Regions from separate parts of the Homo sapiens genome. Here region 2 is linked to region 1. Evidence: chromatin contacts called from ENCODE POLR2A ChIA-PET data. All regions are on one chromosome and are shown on one strand. The core of a region is the stretch at or near the end of the contact, and the rest is flanking DNA. Distances in the headings are between cores, read along the strand shown.

Region 1 (5,383 bases), core at 1,445-3,944:
TCTTTGCTGGTGCTGGAAGGAGCAGGGGAAAGTGGTGACTCCACCCTCCCTTGGCCCCATATTTTTCGGAGCTGGTATCATCGATGACACCCCTCTTGGATCCTCACACAGGCCTGCCTGGAGAACAGCTCACAGCACAGTGCCCTCCCAGCAGGTGATGAGTCTGGGGTGCTGGTCCGGTAATGCTTCAGGAGTGACGGCAGAAAAAGGAGCTCTGTCTTCCCCTCTGAAAGTAGGGAGATGGCAGGGCCCCAGCATTCACATCCTAGGCCACAGGGGTGTGGGTGTTCAATGTTGGTTGCCAACACCACAGCCAATCACTTCTAGAAGCATTTGCTTGTTTGCTTGCTTGTGTTTCTACAGTGTCAAGTGCTACATGCTCTTAAACTCAGGGTGGGGGAAGATTTCACCACTGGAGAGGGTGGTCTTTCCTGCTCTTATCCCTGGGGGCATCTGATGCTTGTGACTTCCAGATGGTATGGAAATAGCCCCAACCCTGGGCACCAGGAGACAGGAGGCTCAGTCCTGGCCTTCTCCGCCTCAGCCTTGTCCTGCTGTGAGGTTTCCACAAGGCACCCCATGCCACTGGGCCATTCTCACCTGGGAATTGAGAAAGAACAATCTGCCCCTTATGGAAAGACAAAATGAGGCAAAGGGCCCCTGTGTTGGGGGCAGGATCCCTGCACTCAGAGGGATTTAGAAGCTGAAATAACTGGGTTGGGGGCGGTGACTCACGCCAGTAATCTAAGTACTTAGAGAGGCCAGGGAGGGTGGATCCCCTAAAGTCAAGAGTTCGAGACCAGCCTGGCCAACATAGTGAAACCCCGTCTCTACTAAAAAAGTACAAAATTTAGCCTGGCGTGGTGGCGGGCGACTGTAATCCCAGCTACTAAACAGGGTGAGGCAGGAGAATCACTTGAACCCAGGAGGTGGAGGTTGCTGTGAGGCAACATCATGCCACTGCACTCCAGCCTGGGTGACAGAATGAGACTCCAACTGAAAAAAAAGAAAGAAAGAGAGAGAGAGAGACAAAGAGGAAGGAAAGAAAGAAAGAAAGAAAGAGAAAGAAAGAAAGAAAGAAAAGGAAAGGAGGAAGGAAAGAAAAAGAAAAAGAAAGAAAGAGAAAGAAAGAAAGAAAGAAAGAAAGAAAGAAAGAAAGAAAGAAAGAAAGAAAGAAAGAAAGAAAGAAAGAAAGAAACTAAAATAACTAAATAACTGAGTAACACCACACTACCTGTTCTGGAGAAAGGACTTTTTTCTTGTTGTTGTGGTTGTTGAAATGGAGTCACACTCTGTCGCCCAGGCTGGAGTGCAGTGGCGCGATCTTGGCTCACAGCAACCTCTGCCTCCTGGATTCAAGTGATTCTACCACCTCACCCTCCGGAGTAACTGGGATTACAGGCTTGCGCCACCACACACAGCTACTTTTGTATTTCTAGAGAGTTGGTGTTTTGCCATGTTGGCTAGTCTGGCCTTGAACTCCTGACCTCAAGTGATCCACCCACCTCAGCCTCCCAAAGTGCTGGGATTACAGGCATGAGCCACCGTGCCCGGCCTGGAGAAAGGACTTTAAATGACACAAAGTGGGAAGAGCAAGGCTGTGGAGATCTGCTGCCCTGGCTGAGGTAGCTCATGCAATCAGTCTCTCTGAGCCTCAGTCTCCTGATATGTGAAATGGGATGATAATCATACCTCCTACACAAGACAAGTGGCAGGTCAGACGTGAGAATGCACAGGCAGGCCCTTCGCAACTGGATAGGCTCTATACAGGTGTGGAAAGGAGGAGGAGAAAAAAGAGGACGGGCTTCCATGGATGGATAGGGCATCTTTCGGCGTGATGTGTTTTGAGTTCCAAAGCTGGGGAAGAGATTCAAATCTTCAAGAGCTCTTCCAACTTTGAGATTCTCTGATGGTTTCAGGGCTATGGGAGGAAGCGCTTGTGGTCCGTGTCTGTTCCCGGGATTTCGGTTTCTTGGTTTGTGTCTCTGCTGCAGGTCCAGGGAGCTGGGGCAATACCTTGAGAGTCTGAGTTCTTCGTCCCCAGTGACCTGGGGGAGCCCCCCACCCAACCCCCTCCCTCCGCCCCGCCCCAAGGCTCAGGGAAAGGGGAGATCAAAGTGTGGGGTTGGTTCCCTCTAGTGGTCAGTGTTAGCACTGCATCCAGCTGACTCAGGTGGGCCCAGGAGTCGTCAGCAGAAGTGGAATTCAGGACTGAATCATGCTCACAACCCCCACAATCTATTGGCTGTGCTTGGCCCCTTTTCCCAACACACACATTCTGTCTGGTGGGTGGAGGTTAAACATGCGGGGAGGAGGAAAGGAATAGGATAGAGAGTGGGATGTGGTCGATAGGGGTCTCAAGGACTGGCTATCCTGACATCCTTCTCCGCATTCAGGTTGGCCACCATGGCCTGCTGCCAGAGGGCACCCACCTGAACCTTAAAGAGAGGACAAGTTGGGTGGTGTCTGTGGTTGACACTCTGTGCACAACCCTCACAACGCTGGTGACGGTGGGAAGGGAAAGATGACAAGCCAGGGGACATGATGCCAGCATGTGTGGGAGGAGCTTCCAAATTATCCATTAGCACAAGCCCGTCAGTGGCCCCATGCATAAATGTGCACAGAAACAGGTGGGGGCAACAGCGAGAGAGAAGGGGCCAGGGTATAAAAAGGGCCCACAAGAGACCAGCTCCAGCATCCCAAGGCCCGACTCCCCGCACCACTCAGGGTCCTGTGGACAGCTCACCTAGCGGCAATGGCTGCAGGTAAGCGCCCCTAAAATCCCTTTGGGCACAACGTGTCCTGAGGGGAGAGGCGGCGCCCTGCAGATGGGACGGGGGCACTAACCTCAGGTTTGGGGCTTCTGAATGTGAATATCGCCATCTAAGGCCAGATATTTGGCCAATCTCTGAATGTTCCTGGTCCCTGGAGGGATGGAGAGAGAGAAAAAGAAAACAGCTCCTGGAACAGGGAGAGTGCTGGCCTCTTGCTCTGCGGCTCCCTTCTTGCCCTCCGGTTTCTCCCCAGGCTCCCGGACGTCCCTGCTCCTGGCTTTTGCCCTGCTCTGCCTGCCCTGGCTTCAAGAGGCTGGTGCCGTCCAAACCGTTCCCTTATCCAGGCTTTTTAAAGAGGCTATGCTCCAAGCCCATCGCGCACACCAGCTGGCCATTGACACCTACCAGGAGTTTATAAGCTCTTGGGGAATGGGTGCGGGTCAGGGGTGGCAAGAAGGGGTGACTTTCCCCCACTGGGGAAGTAATGGGAGGAGACTAAGGAGCTCAGGGTTGTTTTCTGAAGCGAAAATGCAGGCAGATGAGCATAGGCTGAGCCAGGTTCCCAGAAGAGTAACAGTGGGAGCTGGTCTCCAGCATAGAAAGCAGTGGTCCTTCTTGGTGGGGGGTCCTTCCCCTAGGAAGAAGCCTATATCACAAAGGAACAGAAGTATTCATTCCTGCATGACTCCCAGACCTCCTTCTGCTTCTCAGACTCTATTCCGACATCCTCCAACATGGAGGAAACGCAGCAGAAATCCGTGAGTGGATGCTGTCTCCCCTAGGCGGGGATGGGGGAGACCTGTGGTCAGAGCCCCCGGGCAGCACAGCCACTGCCGGTCCTTCCCCTGCAGAACTTAGAGCTGCTCCACATCTCCCTGCTGCTCATCGAGTCGCGGCTGGAGCCCGTGCGGTTCCTCAGGAGTACCTTCACCAACAACCTGGTGTATGACACCTCGGACAGCGATGACTATCACCTCCTAAAGGACCTAGAGGAAGGCATCCAAATGCTGATGGGGGTGAGGGTGGCACCAGGGGTCCCCAATCCTGGAAGCCCACTGGCTTCGAGGGCTGGGGGAGAGAAACACTGCTGCCCTCTTTTCAGCAGTCAGGCGCTGACCCAAGAGAACTCACCTTATTCTTCATTTCCCCTCGTGAATCCTCCAGGCCTTTCTCTACACCCTGAAGGGGAAGGAGGAAAATGGATAAATGAGAGAGGGAGGGAACAGTGCCCAAGCGCTTGGTCTCTCCTTCTCTTGCTTCACTTTGCAGAGGCTGGAAGACGGCAGCCACCTGACTGGGCAGACCCTCAAGCAGACCTACAGCAAGTTTGACACAAACTCGCACAACCATGACGCACTGCTCAAGAACTACGGGCTGCTCCACTGCTTCAGGAAGGACATGGACAAGGTCGAGACATTCCTGCGCATGGTGCAGTGCCGCTCTGTGGAGGGCAGCTGTGGCTTCTAGGGGCCCGCGTGGCATCCTGTGACCCCTCCCCAGTGCCTCTCCTGGCCCTGAAGGTGCCACTCCAGTGCCCACCAGCCTTGTCTTAATAAAATTAAGTTGTATTGTTTCATCTGACTAGGTGTCCTTCTATAATATTATGGGGTGGAAGGTGGTGGTATGGAGCAAGGGGTAGGTGGGAAGACGACCTGGAGGGCCTTCAGGGTCTATTGGGAACTAGGCCACTGAAATATAAGAGGTTTGGCTGTTCCTGGGCCAGAAAAAGGCTGACATATCACTGCTGTCTATTACTCACTAAGGCCATTCCACCAGCTCAGTGGTCCCAGCTTGCTGGTCATAGCTCATTGGTCATCCCAGAGATGACTTGAAGGCATTTCTTCCTCCCCCACCATCACCAGCAACACCAAACCTAGCCCCCCAGGAGCGGGAAGAAATGAAAACAAGATGGGCTATTAAGTGCAGAGGCAAAAACTCCCCAACAGGTGAGGAAACAATGGCATAGAATTACTTGTGTTCGGAAGAATTTTAAGATGAATATTCCTTAAGCCCAACTACTCTCGGGAAATGAGAACAATGCAAAAATGAGTTTGAGACATATGGAACCAGAGCATTTGGAATCTGAATTAGGGCAAGGGAAGTGGAAGAGAGATTTTATTTGCGGGTTGTAAATGCAGTGCCAACAGGTGCCAGGTAGATAACAACGTAAGCAATGAGGGCTGGATGGCAGGGGATAAATCCCAGATGACACTCGCTTCCCTTCAGGGGATGCAACACAGAAGGGTGGGAACCAGCACAATCTGCAGAACTCAAGCCCCTGCTGAGGTGGGACCCAGCCCGCCTGTCACCATCAGGACTGCAGGGACACGGCTTCCAGACCTTCTGATTCTTTGAGACAGCCAGGACATCCAGACTGTTACGGGAAATCTAATATTTAAATAATGGCAACACATACTGAAAATCTTTTAAGGGCAAAAATTAACCCAAACACACATGGTCTCCAAGCTGTCTGTGAGCAATTTTGTTCTAAGAGATGTTGATTGGGGTAATTTGGTGTAAGGGAAAGAATCAGAAAGATTTGGGCTGTATGCAATTTAGTGTCGCTGAATAAATTACTTGACCAAGCTGAGATAATAATATATTGCTTT
Region 2 (5,383 bases), core at 1,889-4,388, 1.2 Mb before region 1:
ACTGAGATTGTGCCATTGCACTCTAGTCTGGACGACAGAGTGAAACTCTGTCTAAAAAAAAAAAAAAAAAAAAACTGGAGAGAGTCAGGCATAGTGATGCATTCCTGTGGTCCCAGCTACTTGGGAGGCTGAGATGGGAGGAGAGCTTGAGCCCCGGAATTTTTTTTTCTCTTTTCTTTTATTATTATTTATTTGTTTGTTTTTTTAATTGAAACGAGTCTCGCTCTGTCACCCAAGCTGGAGTGCAGTGGCACAATCATAGCTTACTCGAGCCCAGCCTCGATCTCCCTGGGCTCAAGTGATCCTCCCCGCTCAGCCTCCCAAATAGCTGGGACTACAGGCATGCACCACCATGCCCAGCTAATTTTCGTATTTTTTTGTAGAGACAGGGTTTCATCATGTTGCTCAGGCTGGTCTTGAACTCCTGCCCTCAAGTGGTCCTACTGCCTTGGCCTCCCAAAGTGCTGGGATTATAGGTGTGAGCCACCATGCCCTGTCATATTTTTTTCCTTTTTTATTGGACTGAGAATATGTAGAGCAAGAGCCCAGGAGTTTAAGGCCAGCCTGGGCAACATAGCAAGAGTCTAAGAAAAAAAGAAAGAAAGAAAAAAAAAAAAACAATTGTTGAGTTTTCAGGTCAATGCTGGAGCAAAATGACACAAAGAAGCCTACTCAGCTGGGGGTCTGCTGGCCACCCATCCTATCAGGGTCCCACTAGCACCACCCAGCTAGTGATCATCTTAAACAAGGACTCCACAATTTTACAGTCTCCTCATCCTCTTTTTTCCCAGGTTCTCAAAGCTCCAACTCCCAGAGTAGGAGACAGGAGCTGAAATGAGCTGATGTTTACGTGGAACATGACTGATTGTGCTGTTAAGTGAAATAGATGCCAGAGGTTTTTGCAGGTGTCTGACTAATAAAGGGAAGGGACTTTTAATGTCCCCAGGTCCATGGTGAGAGCTGAGCACCCCAGAATGGGCAGGATAGGAGCGTAGAGGATCAAGGAACATGAGTGACCACAAGTCAAATCCTGTGGCCCAACCCCAGCCTCACATTTGGTAGCAGCCTGTTTGGGTAAACCCATCAGGATACGATTCCTCATGGCTCTAGCTAAAAAAATACATTTATTCATGCAGTGTCGTTGTCTGGGCCTCTGTGTGGCAGCAGTTCTGCTTGTGCCAGGAAAAAACTTCTAAGATCTTTCCATGTGAAAAGTGCCACAATGGCACTATCATTCAACCTGTTAAATGACAGTACTGAGCTAGGGGATGCACCTGACCATCAGGCATCTATTGAGACCTTATTGGGAACATTATTATTATTATTATTATTATTATTATTATTATTATTATTATTATTTTGAGACAGAGTGTCACTCTCGTTGCCCAGGCTGGAGTGCAATGGCATGACCTCAGATCACCGCAACCTCTGCCTCCTGGGTTCAAGCAAATCTCATGCCTCAGCCTCCCGAGTAGCTGGGATCACAGGCGTGCACCACCACACTTGGCTAATTTTTGTATTTTTAGTAGAGACAGGATTTCACCATGTTGGCCAAACTGGTCTCGAACTCCTGACCTCAAGTGATGTGCACGCCTCTGTCTCCCAAAGTGCTGGGATTACAGGCGTAAGCCACTGCGCCTGGCCAGGGCACTTATTATTAAGCCCTTAGGAAACCTGGTGGTCCCTTGCTCCTGGGAGGCCATCTTATTGATACTGAACTTGGTGCAGACGTCCAGTTGGCATAGTGCACTACAGCCCAGAACTCCAGGACTCAAGCAATCCTCCTGCCTCAGCCTCCCAAGCAGCTGGGACTACAGGTGCATGCCACCAGACCTGTATGCATGAATACCAGGCATAGAGTCACATTGGGGCTACCCTGGAGGCCGGCTACTGCTAGTACTAAATTGTGTATAGAGACCATGAGCTCCACAGGAGTTCAGATGAAAGGGAGAAAAATGAACATTAGAGGGCTCAGGGCATGTTCAGATTATTATCCGGTCTATAAGCTAGATCTTGAAGGAATGTCTTTCCTCATTTCTTTTTCTTCATATTCCTCCCGTCAGCAAAACTTGGAAAGAAAGGAGGATGGAGGACAGGACTGTCACAGTCAGAAGGGCAAGAAGGAAGCAGGGAAATATGAGGAAATGTTTAAAAAGAGTCGAGCAAGGCCTTATTTAGGGGCAGTGAAGAGTAGACTGACATTGAAAAGCATAAAAAGTTTAGAAATAATGAAGATGAGGCCAGGCGCGTTGGCTCACACCCATAATCCCAGCAATTTGGGAGGCTGAGGCGGGCGGATCACTTGAGGTCAGGAAATTGAGACCAGCCTGGCTACCATGATAAAACCCTGTCTCTACTAAAATAAAATAAAATAAAATAAAATAAAATAAAATAAAATAAAATACAAATACAAATACAAATACAAATACAAATACAAAAATTAGCCTGGCATGGCGGCACACTCCCATAATTCCAGCTACTCAGGAGGCTAAGGCAGAAGAATCATTTGAACCCGGGAGGCAGAGGTTGCAGTGAGCTGAGATCGCGCCACTGAACTCCAGCCTAGCGGACAGAGCAAGACTCTTGTCTCACAAAAAAAAAAAAAAAAAAAAAAAGACATAAGATGAAAGAAGCTGAAAGAAGCAGCGGACCCATCAAGGAGGGCCCAAAAAGCCAAGAAAACACATTTTAACTAGCTGGAGTAGAAAGTAAATGTTCGGGGCCTAAGGCTTTGAAAACAAATTCCTGCAGGTTTGTTTAAAGTGGAGAATTTGAGGCTGGGTAATGGATGGGGGGGGCGGGGGTGTGTGAAAAACTTCTCTAAAGGACATCTGCTTCCACACAAGTTAAGTCCTGATGGGGTCAAGGCAATACCAGGAAAGGGACTTTAATAGCTTCCTTATATCAGAATAGGAAACACAAGTTGATAAGAAGTTGGAATCCAGTATCCCAACTGGAGGGGGAGCCTCCCCAAAGGAAAAGCTGCAGTGGGAGATAGTCTGTGTTTACACAGCACGCCAGCAATGTCTGCAGTTTACACAAACCGTATCCTCGGGCCAGCCTGAAGATAGAACTGCCTGACCTAGAAAAGCCTGGGTCTGGGAGCGGTGCCCAGCCAGCTCCGGGAGGAAGCGCCTGCCCAGACCCACCCAGCCAGGGGGCTCTAAGCTGCTGGGACATGCTGGGGGCTGGGGGAGAGGGGCGGGGGCTGCCTGCACACTGCTGGCTCCATATTGCAGGCTGAGCAGAGCCATGACAATAGCTTAAGTATCCCTTTCACGTCCTGCACAGAATTACCTGTTCAATTCTTCCAGTTTATTCCAATGAGAAATAGGAAGTACCTCATGACACCCCTGCTTCATGACTTTGGTCCACTCATCAAAACCATAATAAAACCTAGTTTTTGTAGACCAGTGTGGGGTTCCCCAGTACTCCCAATAGGCTGCTCAGTGGTTTGCAGATCTGCGCTGCTTAAAGAAGTAGACATGAGGCCAGGCACGGTGGCTCACGCCTGTAATCCCAGCACTTTGGGAGGCCAAGGCGGGCAGATCACGAGGTCAGGAGATCAAGACCATCCTGGCTAACACAGTGAAACCCCGTGTCTACCAAAAATACAAAAAATTAGCCGGGCGTGGTGGTAGGCACCTGTAGTCCCAGCTACTCGGGAGGCTGAGGCAGGAGAATGGTGTTAACCCGGGAGGCAGAGCTTGCAGTGAGCTGAGATCGCGCCACTGCACTCCAGCCTGGGTGACAGAGCGAAACTCTGTCTCAAAAAAAAAAAAAAAAAAAAAGAAGTGGACATGAGTCAGGCTTTTATGGGTTTGAATGTGCACCATTCCTTGAGTATGACCTTGGACAAGTGCATTTTACTGCTCAGAGCTTCAGTTTTTCCCTCTGAGCAATGAGAAGGCTAATAGATGAGAACCCCTTGAACAGTGCCCAGCATGCAACAAGAGCTCAGCAGACAACAAGCGCCATCATCATCCTATTATGGTTGCATTATTATTCCACATCTGTGTCTTTACCCCATATGGTTCCCCAGCCCAGAACGCCCTCCTTCCCCTCTGTTGCCTAGGCTGGAATGCAATGGCCCGATCTTGGCTGCCTCCCAGGTTCCAGGGATCCTCGGCCTCCCAAGTAGCTGGACTACAGGCGCAAGCCACCATGCCCAGCTAATTTTTGTATTTTTAGTAGAGATGGGGTTTTGCCATGTTGGCCAGGAGTTGGTTGGTCTCCAACTCCTGACCTCAGGTGATCCACCCTCCTTGGCCTCCCAAAGTGCTGGGATTACAGGCATGAGCCACCGTGCCCAGCCTCTTCCTCTTCTTTTGAAACTCATGCCAAGCTCCAGGCTAGTTCTTACTGTCAGAGTCCTGGGCAGCTGTCCCTGCCCCCATCATGGCACAGAGGACTTAGCACTGTAGGAGCTGGGTGACACATTTGCCTCGCCCAGGTTGACTGTGATCACCCCATAAACTCTTACTCCCAGCATCTAGCCCAGTACCCAACCCAGGGTGGGCACTCCTCATATGTCTGAACAATGCAGCGTTGGGCTTGTTTTACATAACAGAAAGCGCAGTCCATGGGTCAGTCGCTGAGTGCCCGCAGCCTGTCTGAGTCCCAAGAGGCTTGCTTTTGACCTGGTCTGTCTGCGTGTGGTGACTGGACTTTGCAGAGACTCAGGGGAGTGGAAGATTAGGGAAGCTGAGGGGAAGAGGAGGAGCAATTTCCCCAGCGGAGCCTCCTCCATAAGGCACAGCAAAACCTAAATTCACATTAGAAGTAATGCATTTCCCAGGGAAGATGTCGGGGTAAGAAACAGCAAGCCAGAGAGCCCAGGGGTTGCTGCCTAGCCTTCCTTTTTCTCTCACTTCTGAGTTTGAAGCGCCTTTAATTCGAATCCCGTTTGGACCCAGCACCTCAAAGAGTTCCCTAGAACAAAGGAGTGTCTCTGAACAATCTCAGAGACTCAGGGCAAAGTCCAGGGTCACTGTGATTCAGAGGGTGGGGTGGGTGTTACACATTTTACATTTACGTTTTAAAAATCAATTAAAAAATACAGATTCCAGGGTCTGGGTTCAGTTATCTGTCTTAGGGAGTCATGTCCTAACCAACAGAATCACCCTGGTTCCTTGAACTTTTCAGTGTCCACCCAGTCTCCCAGGCACGTAGGCCCCAAGCTTCCTGCCCTCTCTGCCTCTTTCCTCTAAAGAGCTATCTCTAAATAGCCTGGCTGGTTTCTAAGTCCTTTGGAGTATGGCTTTGTAAAGCCTCTGAATGGTTCTATTGGCTCACATGCTAGCTAGGTGCTTTAACCCCATACCTGAATCACTGCAGCCATCTCCAACCTGATCTCACTGGATGGTGTCTGTTTTCTCCATCC

The links. ChIA-PET counts read pairs that join two places held with the same protein, here RNA polymerase II (POLR2A).
Region 2: POLR2A ChIA-PET joins it to region 1 with 13 read pairs in naive thymus-derived CD4-positive, alpha-beta T cell. The contact joins the enhancer-like site here to the promoter of CSHL1 in region 1. POLR2A ChIA-PET finds 5 or more read pairs at or near these places in 2 of 52 experiments (CD8-positive, alpha-beta memory T cell and naive thymus-derived CD4-positive, alpha-beta T cell).

What each region holds. Positions count from the first base shown.
Region 1 is chr17:63,908,569-63,913,951 of GRCh38, reverse strand. It overlaps CSHL1 (chorionic somatomammotropin hormone like 1), which reads left to right and starts at 2,694. Exons shown (of 5, transcript NM_022579.3): 1 at 2,694-2,765; 2 at 3,028-3,207; 3 at 3,417-3,532; 4 at 3,626-3,790; 5 at 4,044-4,344. The coding sequence starts at 2,756. The coding sequence ends at 4,241. LOC112268204 (a long non-coding RNA gene) reads right to left here and starts at 2,032. Exons shown (of 3, transcript XR_002958148.2): 1 at 1,693-2,032.
Region 2 is chr17:65,072,591-65,077,973 of GRCh38, reverse strand. It overlaps a transcript of LOC105371864 not described here. Among named protein-coding and RNA genes, the nearest start is that of GNA13, 19 kb to the right of the region's middle. Within about 2 kb of position 3,138, at least 19 of the 41 ENCODE cell types and tissues checked have a DNase peak (open chromatin) inside an H3K27ac peak, as active enhancers do.